Linked DNA regions of Homo sapiens: region 2 is linked to region 1. The links are chromatin contacts, found by POLR2A ChIA-PET in ENCODE. All regions are on one chromosome and are shown on one strand. The core of a region is the stretch at or near the end of the contact, and the rest is flanking DNA. Distances in the headings are between cores, read along the strand shown. Region 1 holds the start of NLK (nemo like kinase). Region 2 holds the start of DYNLL2-DT (DYNLL2 divergent transcript).

What was found. ChIA-PET counts read pairs that join two places held with the same protein, here RNA polymerase II (POLR2A).
Region 2: POLR2A ChIA-PET joins it to region 1 with 15 read pairs in PC-9. The contact joins the promoter of DYNLL2-DT here to the promoter of NLK in region 1. POLR2A ChIA-PET finds 5 or more read pairs at or near these places in 2 of 52 experiments (PC-9 and WTC11).

The regions. Positions count from the first base shown.
Region 1 is chr17:28,040,888-28,045,863 of GRCh38, forward strand. NLK (nemo like kinase) reads left to right here and starts at 1,790. Exons shown (of 11, transcript NM_016231.5): 1 at 1,790-2,444. The coding sequence starts at 1,987. It overlaps LOC105371709 (a long non-coding RNA gene), which reads right to left and starts at 833. Exons shown (of 3, transcript XR_934637.4): 1 at 710-833; 2 at 339-517. It overlaps LOC102724517 (a long non-coding RNA gene), which reads left to right and starts at 2,451. Exons shown (of 2, transcript XR_001752820.2): 1 at 2,451-4,976. RefSeq lists an enhancer at 236-530 and silencers at 698-927, 948-1,177.
Region 2 is chr17:58,081,946-58,087,217 of GRCh38, forward strand. It overlaps DYNLL2-DT (DYNLL2 divergent transcript), which reads right to left and starts at 1,259. Exons shown (of 3, transcript NR_110809.1): 1 at 771-1,259; 2 at 1-671. DYNLL2 (dynein light chain LC8-type 2) reads left to right here and starts at 1,474. Exons shown (of 3, transcript NM_080677.3): 1 at 1,474-1,738; 2 at 5,137-5,272. The coding sequence starts at 5,146. RefSeq lists an enhancer at 1,203-1,497 and silencers at 1,214-1,563, 1,574-1,633, 1,674-2,093, 2,134-2,263.

The DNA of each region.
Region 1 (4,976 bases), core at 540-3,039:
GGCCGTAGACTACGAACTGTCAGTCTACTGAGTTTCTGTCAGTCTTTTGAGTTTCCTTTGTCTTCTTGTTGAGTGACCTTGGACCTTGAGTTTCTGAAGCTCAACATTCCCTTTTTCTTCCCCTATTTTTTACCCCACACTTTACATCTTAAGTGGGATATTGGACATCTCGGATCAGTGGACCAGTGATGATTTGGACTCCGCCTTCTTCGTCTAGGTCCCGCCCACTTTAAGACCCCACCCCTTCCCTAAGCCCCGCCCCTTGAAGAGGTTGTCTCGATATGACAGCAAATTCTCCACAATCCTGTCCTATAGGAGATCTAAAGGGTGGGACTTACATCAACCTTTTTTTTCCATTTGTTTTTTCAAGTGTCTATTTGGCCCAGGTTCCATCCCACTTCATTTTCAACCCAAGGATTGGTTACTCTGTTCTTTGTCTCTGGCTCATGATTGGTTCTTTCGTTCCGCCCCTCTCTTCCAGCTTTTGCAGGCGGGATTACCACGCAGCTTCCTGCTCCTGCCAAAAAAAAAAAAATAAATAATAAAAGAAGAAGAAGAAAAGAGGAGAGAGGCGAAAGAAAAATGTCACAAAGATCTTTGCTTTTTAATTGGCTTTAAGCCTTGTCGGTCAAGCCAAACTCTGCCTTTGATTGGTCTTTCTATCTGCCCATCCCGGATCGGGGGCGGGATTTCCCCGGAAGACCCACACCTTGTTGCCACTGGCCGAACAGTGCGCCTGTCTGAAGCTCCTGGCCCAGGATTGGAGGCGGTGGCGGACAGGTGGGCGTGGATTGGCTAGGGCAGCCGGTCCGTGCAAGGCGGGGGCGGGGCCTCGGCGGCTGGTTGCGCGTGTCCGACGCTGGCTCCGCTCTATCCGGCTTTGCTAGGGGAGGTGAGTCCGGCCGCGGCGGAACCGGCGGCTGAGGAGGCGGCGGCTGAGGAGAAGGCGGCCGCGGCGGCTGAGGAGAAAGCGGCCGCGGGGACGGAAGCCGGGTGGGGGGGAGGGGGGGAGACGGAGCAGCCTTGAGCCCTGCGGGGCCGTTGCGCGGGGGACCCACCCGCTCTCCCCCCCAACCCTCCTCAGCAGAAGCAGCCGGCGGCGGGGGCAGGAGTCAGCCCGCTTCCGACCGTACCCCGCCCGCCTCCCGGGGCTCCTGTTCTTTGGCCCCGGGACCCTAACCTTCTCCCGGGGCGGTTCCCTCCGTCTGGGCGTCCGAGCGCTGCCCACATCTTTCATTCCTCCCTGCACCTCCTTCCCTTCACTTTTGCCCCGGCTCTCTTTCTCCTCTCTGTCCTGCTGTCGCCTCCTCTCCTCACTCCAGCCTCCTTCCCTGGCTTATTCTGCCCAGGAAAGTTTGGAACCCCCGCCCCCCCTCCCCAATCAGGTCAACCTGACTAGGAGTAGGGGGAGATGTAGGAAGGCCTGAGAGTTCGGGGGGGGGGAAGCTGGAAGCTGGTTTCCCAGAAAATTTCCCCCCATCTTCTCCATTTAGGGTGGTGGGAATTTTTTTTAATCCTGTTTTTGAGGAGGTGGTAGGTGTTTAGAAAAGGATGTGGGAATGGAAGGGGTAGATGAGTCAACCCTCTTTCAAGATTCCAAGGGTGGTGTGTTACCTGATCCTTTTCGTGTGTGGAGTTCAGGGGGTCGGGAGGTTTGGCCTTTATTCCCACATTCAAAGTTGGAACCTCCCCCAAATTAAGAATGGAGTTTTAGTACCCACTTGTGGCAGGAATCCTGGGGGGAAGGGGTCCTTTTTTCCTTTTTCTTTTCTTTTTTCCCTTTTTTTTCCTTTTGGCAACCCACACCCTTCCACACACGCTCACCCCAAAATTAAACACCAAGATCCTCTAACTTGTTTGGATTGACTGATGAAGACATAAAGCTCTATGTTTTTTGAGGTGGAGTGAGTGGTTTTTCTTCATTTTTAAATGGCCAAATGACAGCTTGACCCAGTTTGCTTTCCAATCAAAGGGCATTTATTTTGAATGTCTCTTTGTGGCGCAAGAGCCAACGCAAAAATGATGGCGGCTTACAATGGCGGTACATCTGCAGCAGCAGCAGGTCACCACCACCACCATCACCACCACCTTCCACACCTCCCTCCTCCTCACCTGCACCACCACCACCACCCTCAACACCATCTTCATCCGGGGTCGGCTGCCGCTGTACACCCTGTACAGCAGCACACCTCTTCGGCAGCTGCGGCAGCCGCAGCAGCGGCTGCAGCTGCAGCCATGTTAAACCCTGGGCAACAACAGCCATATTTCCCATCACCGGCACCGGGGCAGGCTCCTGGACCAGCTGCAGCAGCCCCAGCTCAGGTACAGGCTGCCGCAGCTGCTACAGTTAAGGCGCACCATCATCAGCACTCGCATCATCCACAGCAGCAGCTGGATATTGAGCCGGATAGACCTATTGGATATGGAGCCTTTGGTGTTGTCTGGTGAGTATCCAAAGAAAAACACAACCTCTCATGGTTTCTTCTGTTGGTTGTCATTGGATGAGTCCATCTCTAATGGTTGTCTCCATGTTGACCAAGGTGCAGCAAGCTTCTCAACCCAACTGTAGGAAGCCACCCTCACTTATGTGGTAAAGAGGCCTAATGCATTGGCTGTCTAGGCTCATGGCAAGTTTTGGTGGAGCGCCTTCTCATGAGCAACACACATAAGTGTGCTGTCTACCAAACTTTTCTATTAGAACCTAAGCAAGCCACTGAACACAGGATCAGTAGATGAATGTATGCAATACTAATTCCTACGAAGACCTTGGTCATCTCGTGTGTTTGATTCAGTGGCCCTGTGGCATTAAGTGTTAGCACCTGATCCAGACTGAATTCCTTTATAATACTCTTGTCATTAGGATATACTTTGCATAACTACTTTCCTGTCCTTTCTGTCTTTTCACTTATTTTGTGATCTTGATCTCCAGAAGAAAGATAGGATTCATAGTTGAACCAGTTAAGATCATTGCTTGAGTGGTTTATTTTAAACCATAAAGCTACAGTTGAGAAGTATGTAGCTGTAGCCTTTTGATAAGAATGCATTAAATATAGCATCACACATGAGTACCACAAATGAGGTTAGTAGACTAGCTATGCAGTGGCCCACATTCAGTGTAATGTTTTAGTGTCATTTAGTGCCTCTTAAGTTGCTGTTATCTGTTGGTCAGTTGCTGTAGTAGGAAATAATACTTTTTTAACAAATGACCCTACCTTTGCTAGTGCTAGGATATTTGTAAAAGCCTAAGGGCTTCTTAAATATAACATTTTGGTCTATTTGGTCTAACCTTAGAAAGATTAGTAGTTTATAATAAAATATGTTTGTTCCTATCAAAACTAGAATGAACTGGGTTTTCTCCCAAGGACTAATGATTCCACTTTGGATAGATGAATTGATATTTTCAGTGCATTCAAAAATTGTTACTCCCGAGAAAAGCGCCCATTACCACAGGAAAATGAACTCTTTGGAACTAGCCCGGTAAATATCTCCTTTCGTCATTGTTTTTGAGGCTAAAATTGATGGGTGCATTGTTTATGCATTTTAACTGGCCATCTTATTTATATTTCAGATTTGATAATCTAGGCTGCTAAGTGATCTCATCCATTTTTTAAAAAAACTAGTAGAGTCCAGTGTTTTCTCAGCTAGTCCCCAAGGAAGTTTCTGCTGCAGCGTGGTCCTTTCTTCAAGGTGTGTGGGATTCAAGGTGGAAAAGAGTATAGCTGGTAATGGTGCCTTGGTCATTCTGCTCAGGGACCTGCCTGTTCCTGCCTTCCTCTCTTCCCTTCCACAGACTATCTCAGAGATTTAACTGTGAACTTATCCTTGCCTAACTCTTGAGGATTTCCAAGCTTTGGTTGGGGGATGGAACAGACAGGAAAACGGTTGTTCCTTGGTTTAAATTTTGTCATTGATTTACTAATAACTTTTAGCACTTGTTTGGATCTTCTTAGATCTGGATGCTTACTTTCTTTTTTAGTGCCTTACATACAATGCTAAAAACTAGGGATACTGAAAGGGAAATGGGTTGCAGCATTCTTGAATATATTCAAAAGGCATTTTTCACTTACATTTCTATCAAAAAGTGATGTGACTTGTAGCAGTTTTTATTTTATTTATTTATTTTTTTAAGGAAGGGGGCAATAAAGAACTGGAGTGCTGAAACATCTCACACAGCAAACGTTCTGCTAGTGGGTACTATGAATCTTTGATATCTGAAAGCCCACATATATTTGGTTTGAAGCCATTCTAGAGGTTTTTAATTGATTGACTGCTCTACCACCTATGGAGTTTGTCTCATGTACTTAAAGTACACCTCTGTGCACCATCTTACTTCAGGTTTGTCTTGTGTCACTGACTACATTCGTAAGCCCCTTGAGGGTAAGGATTGTCTACTGTAGTAATCCTTTTCTCCTCAGCGCCTAGCACAGTGCTTTGGCATCTTTGCTGCTTGGTTAATTGATCTAGTCAGGTCCTTCTTTGTTTTGGCTTAAACAACAGAAAATTATTTCTCACAGTTCTGGAGGCTAGAAATCCAATATCAAGGTACAGGTTTGGTTTCTTTTGAGGCCCCTCTGCTTGGCTTGTGGATGGCCGTCCTCCTGTGTTATCACGTGATTCGGGTCTTTGTTTTTTTAACCAAGTTTTTCTAGTTAACTGCATTGAGTGTTTTCATCAGCTGTTACAGGTGAAATACAATTTGGTATGAAAAAGGAAAGAGTTCCAGGTGTATGTTTTAGTATGCAAATGCTTTTCTATTTTTATATTTACATGTCAATGACTTGCTGTCTGAATTCCTTATTATATTTGAAATTTAACTGTTGTATGACCTAAGTAAGACTGTTTAGAGATTTGAAAACCAAACTACCGGGAATTGCACTAATATTCTGAAACCCAAGGTAAAGATATTAGTGAGGTTTTTTACTTTTTAACTGAAACAGAATGTATCTTTTTAATTTAGGAAGCACCTTATGAATTGG
Region 2 (5,272 bases), core at 9-2,508, about 30 Mb after region 1:
GACATCAGAAAACCCTTAGTGTGAGGGGATACCCCAGGCCTTAACTGGTCTCTGAAATCCCCCAACTGAGGTTGTTAGAGGACAGAACTGTGGAAAGCAGTAACCAGAGGGAATGATTTTTCCAGGTTTCCCCTGACACATAACGAACACTAACTTTTGATGCTTCAAACCAGAGCAGGCCAGGGCCAGGGCAAGTCTGACTTCCTGACCATGGTTTGGAGAGGCGAAGGGGAAAAGATGGGAGTGGGAGCTATCCCCGGCAGCTTCTTAATCCCTACTGTATGGCCAAAATGCTTGGTTCCCAATAAAGGCTCGTCAGCCCTTGAGGTAGACACTTCTGTATAAAACAGACCAGAAAGAAAACCGCAGGCCTGAGGATCTTTCCTGGGAGTGGGATGGAGTGAGGGCAGGCAGGCTCCCAACGCGCACGTTCACACCCACTCTCCCAGAAGTAGTCTCTTGAGCCTCCAGAGGGGCTGCTTCCTGGGTGCACCTCTTTTCAGCTAGAAGCAAGTCAAGCCTGACCTGCGGGATCTGGCAGGGCTCTCTGTACTTGGATTCTCTCCTTTATAAAGTGAGGGGTGTGGATGGGTGGTTTTTGAAGGCTCCTCACAGCTCTGACAGGCACCACCTCTGGGGGCTTCTATTCACTCTCCTCCAACCTTGTCTACCTGGACAGGCAGGGACAGACGACAAGAAATCGCTCACTCTCACCCCCATCCCAGGACCCCAAGGCCATAAATGTGCAAGGACAGCAGAGGCCTGCGTACCAAAGACACATCCCCATCAATTTTGCTTCGGCTCTGTCTCCATTGCTCCTGTAGACAAATACCGGCTGGGGGCCCAGCTGGGAGTTTAGGTCCTTCAGCCTCAAAGAACAAAGGAGGAAGAAGGGACCTTCCCGGAAGGTGAGGGGAGGGAGTCCTGGGGCTCCTATGCCTCTCCCTCTCCATAGGGCTGGCTGTCCCTCTCTTTCTCACAGATACGGGAGGAGGGAGTGTCCTGTCTTTTCCTCTGAGGCTGGTGACTTCATCTCCTCCCCTCTCTAAGGTTGGGGTCTCTACCTCAGCCCCATCTGTTCCCTGGGTCTGAAATCTCCATCCCCCTCTCCCTTTTTTCTCCTTGGGACTGGGGGTCTCCACACCCTTCCCTCTCCTCCTCTCTCAGGACCATGTCTCTTTATTCCTTTTCAGGCCTGGCCTCTCCAGCCCCGGGGGGAGGGGTCCGCATTCCTCTCCTTTCTTAAGGCCACGGCTCCCTCCCCCACCCGCTCCAGCTCCTCCTCCCCACCCCCTCCCTCCGCCCCGAGGCATTGTGGGAGGAAACAAGATGTGGGGCGAGAGCGGCGCGGGGAGAAGCCCGCAGTGCGGGGCCGGGCGGGCTCAGCCAATGGGGAGCGCGGACGGCGGCGCGCGCGGCGGGGGGGCGGGGGCGGGGCACTATTTCAGCGGGGGCCGCGCGTCGGCCGCGCTCAGCGGCAGAGCGGAGCGGAGCTGTGAGGCGCCAGTGCGGAGCGGGCGGGCGGGCGGGCGGCGTGAGGCGGAGCGCGGGCGGCCGGCGAAACTCCAAGGGCGGACCGCGGCAGGGAGCGATCGGCCTCGGGCTGCGGGAGCCGGAGACCGCGGCGGCGGCGGCTGCTGCAGCTGCAGGAGGAGCCCAGGGAACACCGCCCCTGCCTGTGCTCTGCCTCGGGCCATCGCTCCTCCCCAGGGCCCAGTGCGGACTCGCCTCCGTGAAGGTGAGCGGTGGGTGGGGGCGTCCCCCGGGTGGCGGGCCTGTGTCCGTCGCGTGCGACTCTACACGACCCGGCCCTCGCCGCGGTGGCCCTGCGGCCTCCTTAGCCGGCCCCAAGGCCTGGAACAGGGCTGGCCCCGCAGCCCTTGGCGTTGACGGTCCGGGCAGCGCAGCGCGCCCCCGCCGCCCCTCCCTCTCGGCGCAGCCCGGGCTGCGCCACCCTTTGCCCCGGCCACCCTCGTGGCGCTGCTGGAGGCCCGGGCTGCGGAGCTGCCGCTGCCCCCGCCCCCGGGAGTCTCTCTGCGCTGCGTGGAGGCCCCTGATGTCAGGGGCCGGGGAAGAGGGGGTGGAGAGGGCTCGGGCGTGACGCGGCTCCTCCTGCCGCCACCGCCACCCTCTGGGGCGTCCTTCCTGCAGCGAGGACGCCCAGTCACTCCGGCGCTGTTCCAGGCCGGGTGGGGGAGGGCGGCCGACCGGCCGGGGCCTGCGGACCTGGCCGGCGGCGCGGGCGGGAGGTCGGGGGGAAGGAGGATGCTTCCTCGTTCCCCAGGTGCTGCCCTTCGGGACCGCAGCGCTCTGGAGGATGGGATAGTGGAGGGATACGGCCCACTTGGAGAGCCCGAAGAGGGAAGTAGAAGTGTGTGTGTATTGGCGGGTGGGGATGGTGGTCCGTGTCATTCGGAGATTTAGCCTTTTTTTTTGGTTGCAAAACCAGGAATAGAGGATGGGAGCTGTCCTGGGGTGCCCTTTGTGCTTTTCACAGGAGCCTTGGCTCGTGACTGAGGCTGCTGGCCTGGGGCCCTCTGGCCATCTTCCTCCTATCTGGAGGCCCAGGTCCCTTGCTTTTTCCCAAGGAGGGAGGGGCTAGGCTGGACACCTTCCTGTGCTTTGCTTACCGGCACCTTGGACAGGGGTGGTAGGGGTTGGGCTTCACCTCTCTCAGATGCCTGGGGGGCCATTGTAGTCGTAAGACCAATATTATGTAACCGCAGGCTCTTTCCTGGAGAGTAAGGTGGCTTTTAATTACTGTAACAAAGTTGCTCCTTTGGACTTTGGGAATGAGGCAGTGGAGCAGGTGAGCTTGCAGGCAAAATGGTGCCAATTTCATACTTTCACTTTGCTGTCTAACCAGGCCCCACCCCCACCCCTGGGTTTGTAAACAGTGCCCCCTTCTGAGTGGTAACCTGGAATAGGCCACCAGGTGACACTAGTTTTTCTTCACTTATACAGAGCCTTATAATGTAAGAACCTTTCTCCCTGTGCTGCTGTTGTACCTTTGCTCAGACCCATTTGAGTTTACCCCATTTATCTCATTTCAACCATTAGTATTTAAAATGAAGATGTTGATTTGCCCAAGGTCACGTAACTAGTCATTCCTTGAACAGGGTTCTCCGAATCTTTCCTCAGCACCACATGGTGCTCACAGACTCCAGTTGAGGCTCTGACTTTTCCTCTCCAGAATGTGGGGGCAGAGGGTGCTGGTCTACTACCTCTTTGCTCTGCCAGTTTCTGCCGAAGTGGAACCAGCCCTGCTTAGTTTGGCAGTGCTATCTAGATGAAGGGGCCTTGGATGCGGTCAAGGGCTGCCTGGCTGGCAGCTGGCATGTGTGCATTCTCTGCATGTGGTGCAGGCTGAAATGGTGGTGGTGAGTTCTGTTTTCCCTTTCAGCCATCTAGCCCACAGGCTATTGTGAACTCCGAGATCAAGGTGGCCTGGAATGATACCAAGGATATGTCCTTGAGCAGGCAGCCTCCTGTGTAGCCTTCCATCAGATAGAGCTGGAATGACAGCATCTCTTGTCCATTGGGCTGGGCCACAGAGGGGTGCTTTTAGGGGTGGGATGATGGGGGAGATAGTTACTGCTCCATGTGTTGGGACTGTGGTCAAGGACAAAGGGCTCATCCCCTCTGTTCCTGCATAGTACCTCACATGTTGCCACCTGTCAGGCACGTCCTGAGATTCCGCTCGTCCCAAGAAGGGTCCATGCAGGGTCTGCCTGGAACCTGTGGTTGCTATGGCATGAATGGCATGGCCTTGATAGCAGGGATATGAAACAAGGCTATTAAAATCTTTACCTTTCTTAGGCACCTTTTTAAAATGCTTTATCTCCAGGTTTTTCCCAAGCCTCTGTTTTTTTAGGGGAAGGAAGGCTTCAGCATTCCTTTGAGGAAAATAAGATATTGTCTCCTAACATAATACCTTTCACATCACCTAATAGGTCAGTACTTTTTGAATGAATGAATAAGTTTGACATGAGGAAGCAACGCACCAAAGAGATGAGAAATCAGTGTTGAAGCTGGGTCCAAAATCTAGGGCTTTCAAAAATTATATTGGGCTTTAAAGAATGAACATTGTACTGAGGAGAGTGGGGAAGCAGAGGGGAGGATGGGACAGAGAGAGACATGTCCTGTGTGACCGACCAGCCAAGTCTGAGGTTGCCTTCCCACCCTCTCTACCTCTTACGGGCATCTCAGCCTGGAGTACTTGAGAGAAGGCATAATTATCATTATCTCTGCCCCACTGGACATTGGTGGCCTGGAATAGGGCCTGTATAGGGCAGGGGTTGGCAGCATTTTTCTGTGAAGGGCCAGATAGGAAATATTTTTGGCTTTGCAGGCCAAATAGTTTCTTGGAAGTACTCAACTCTGCTATCGTAGCATGTTCCTGCAACACTTTATTTTACAAAAACAGGTGGTAGGCTGGATCTGGCTGATGGACAGTCCCTTGTAGACTGTCCTTGTGTGCAGATGCTCTCATATAACTTCAGTTAATCTTTACAACAACTCGCGATAGAGAGCTATCCTCACCTGCTAAAATGAAAATAATCAAATGTAGGAAGGCCAAGTGACTTGTCTAAGACCACGAGAGATAAACTCAGGACCAGGAGTCAGGCCTACTGAGTCCTAGTCCAGCTTCTTTCTGCTATGATGCCAATGATGTAATGAATGGTCATTAAATCAGGGACTTAATTCTGTTCAAATGTTAGGACACCTGGTTTATTCTCAGGACAACCCTTAGTCCCCATTTTACAGATAATGACATAAAAACACAAGGATTAAGTAACTTGCCCAACGACACAGCTAGTAGATGTACACTGTAATATAATCTTGACTATTGGTGCTCTTCAGAATATCGGAAGTAAATTTTAGAGTTGGAAAATCTCATTTTACTTATGATAAAAACTGATGAGTTATTATGTCCTATTGGCCCTGTATTTCCCAGGGTGGGAACAATGTCTCTGCCAAAGCTTAGGGGCTCCCTCTCCTAATGCTTCACATCCGTGTTTTCTGTTGCCCTCACCTTCTATACTCCCCTCTTGCACTGAGACCCCACACCCAGCAGCTAATGTTCACTGCCCAGAGCAAGGAGTTGTCAGCCTTACCTCTCTGCTCCTTCTGTAGTGTCACACCATGTCTGACCGGAAGGCAGTGATCAAGAACGCAGACATGTCTGAGGACATGCAACAGGATGCCGTTGACTGCGCCACGCAGGCCATGGAGAAGTACAATATAGAGAAGGACATTGCTGCCTATATCA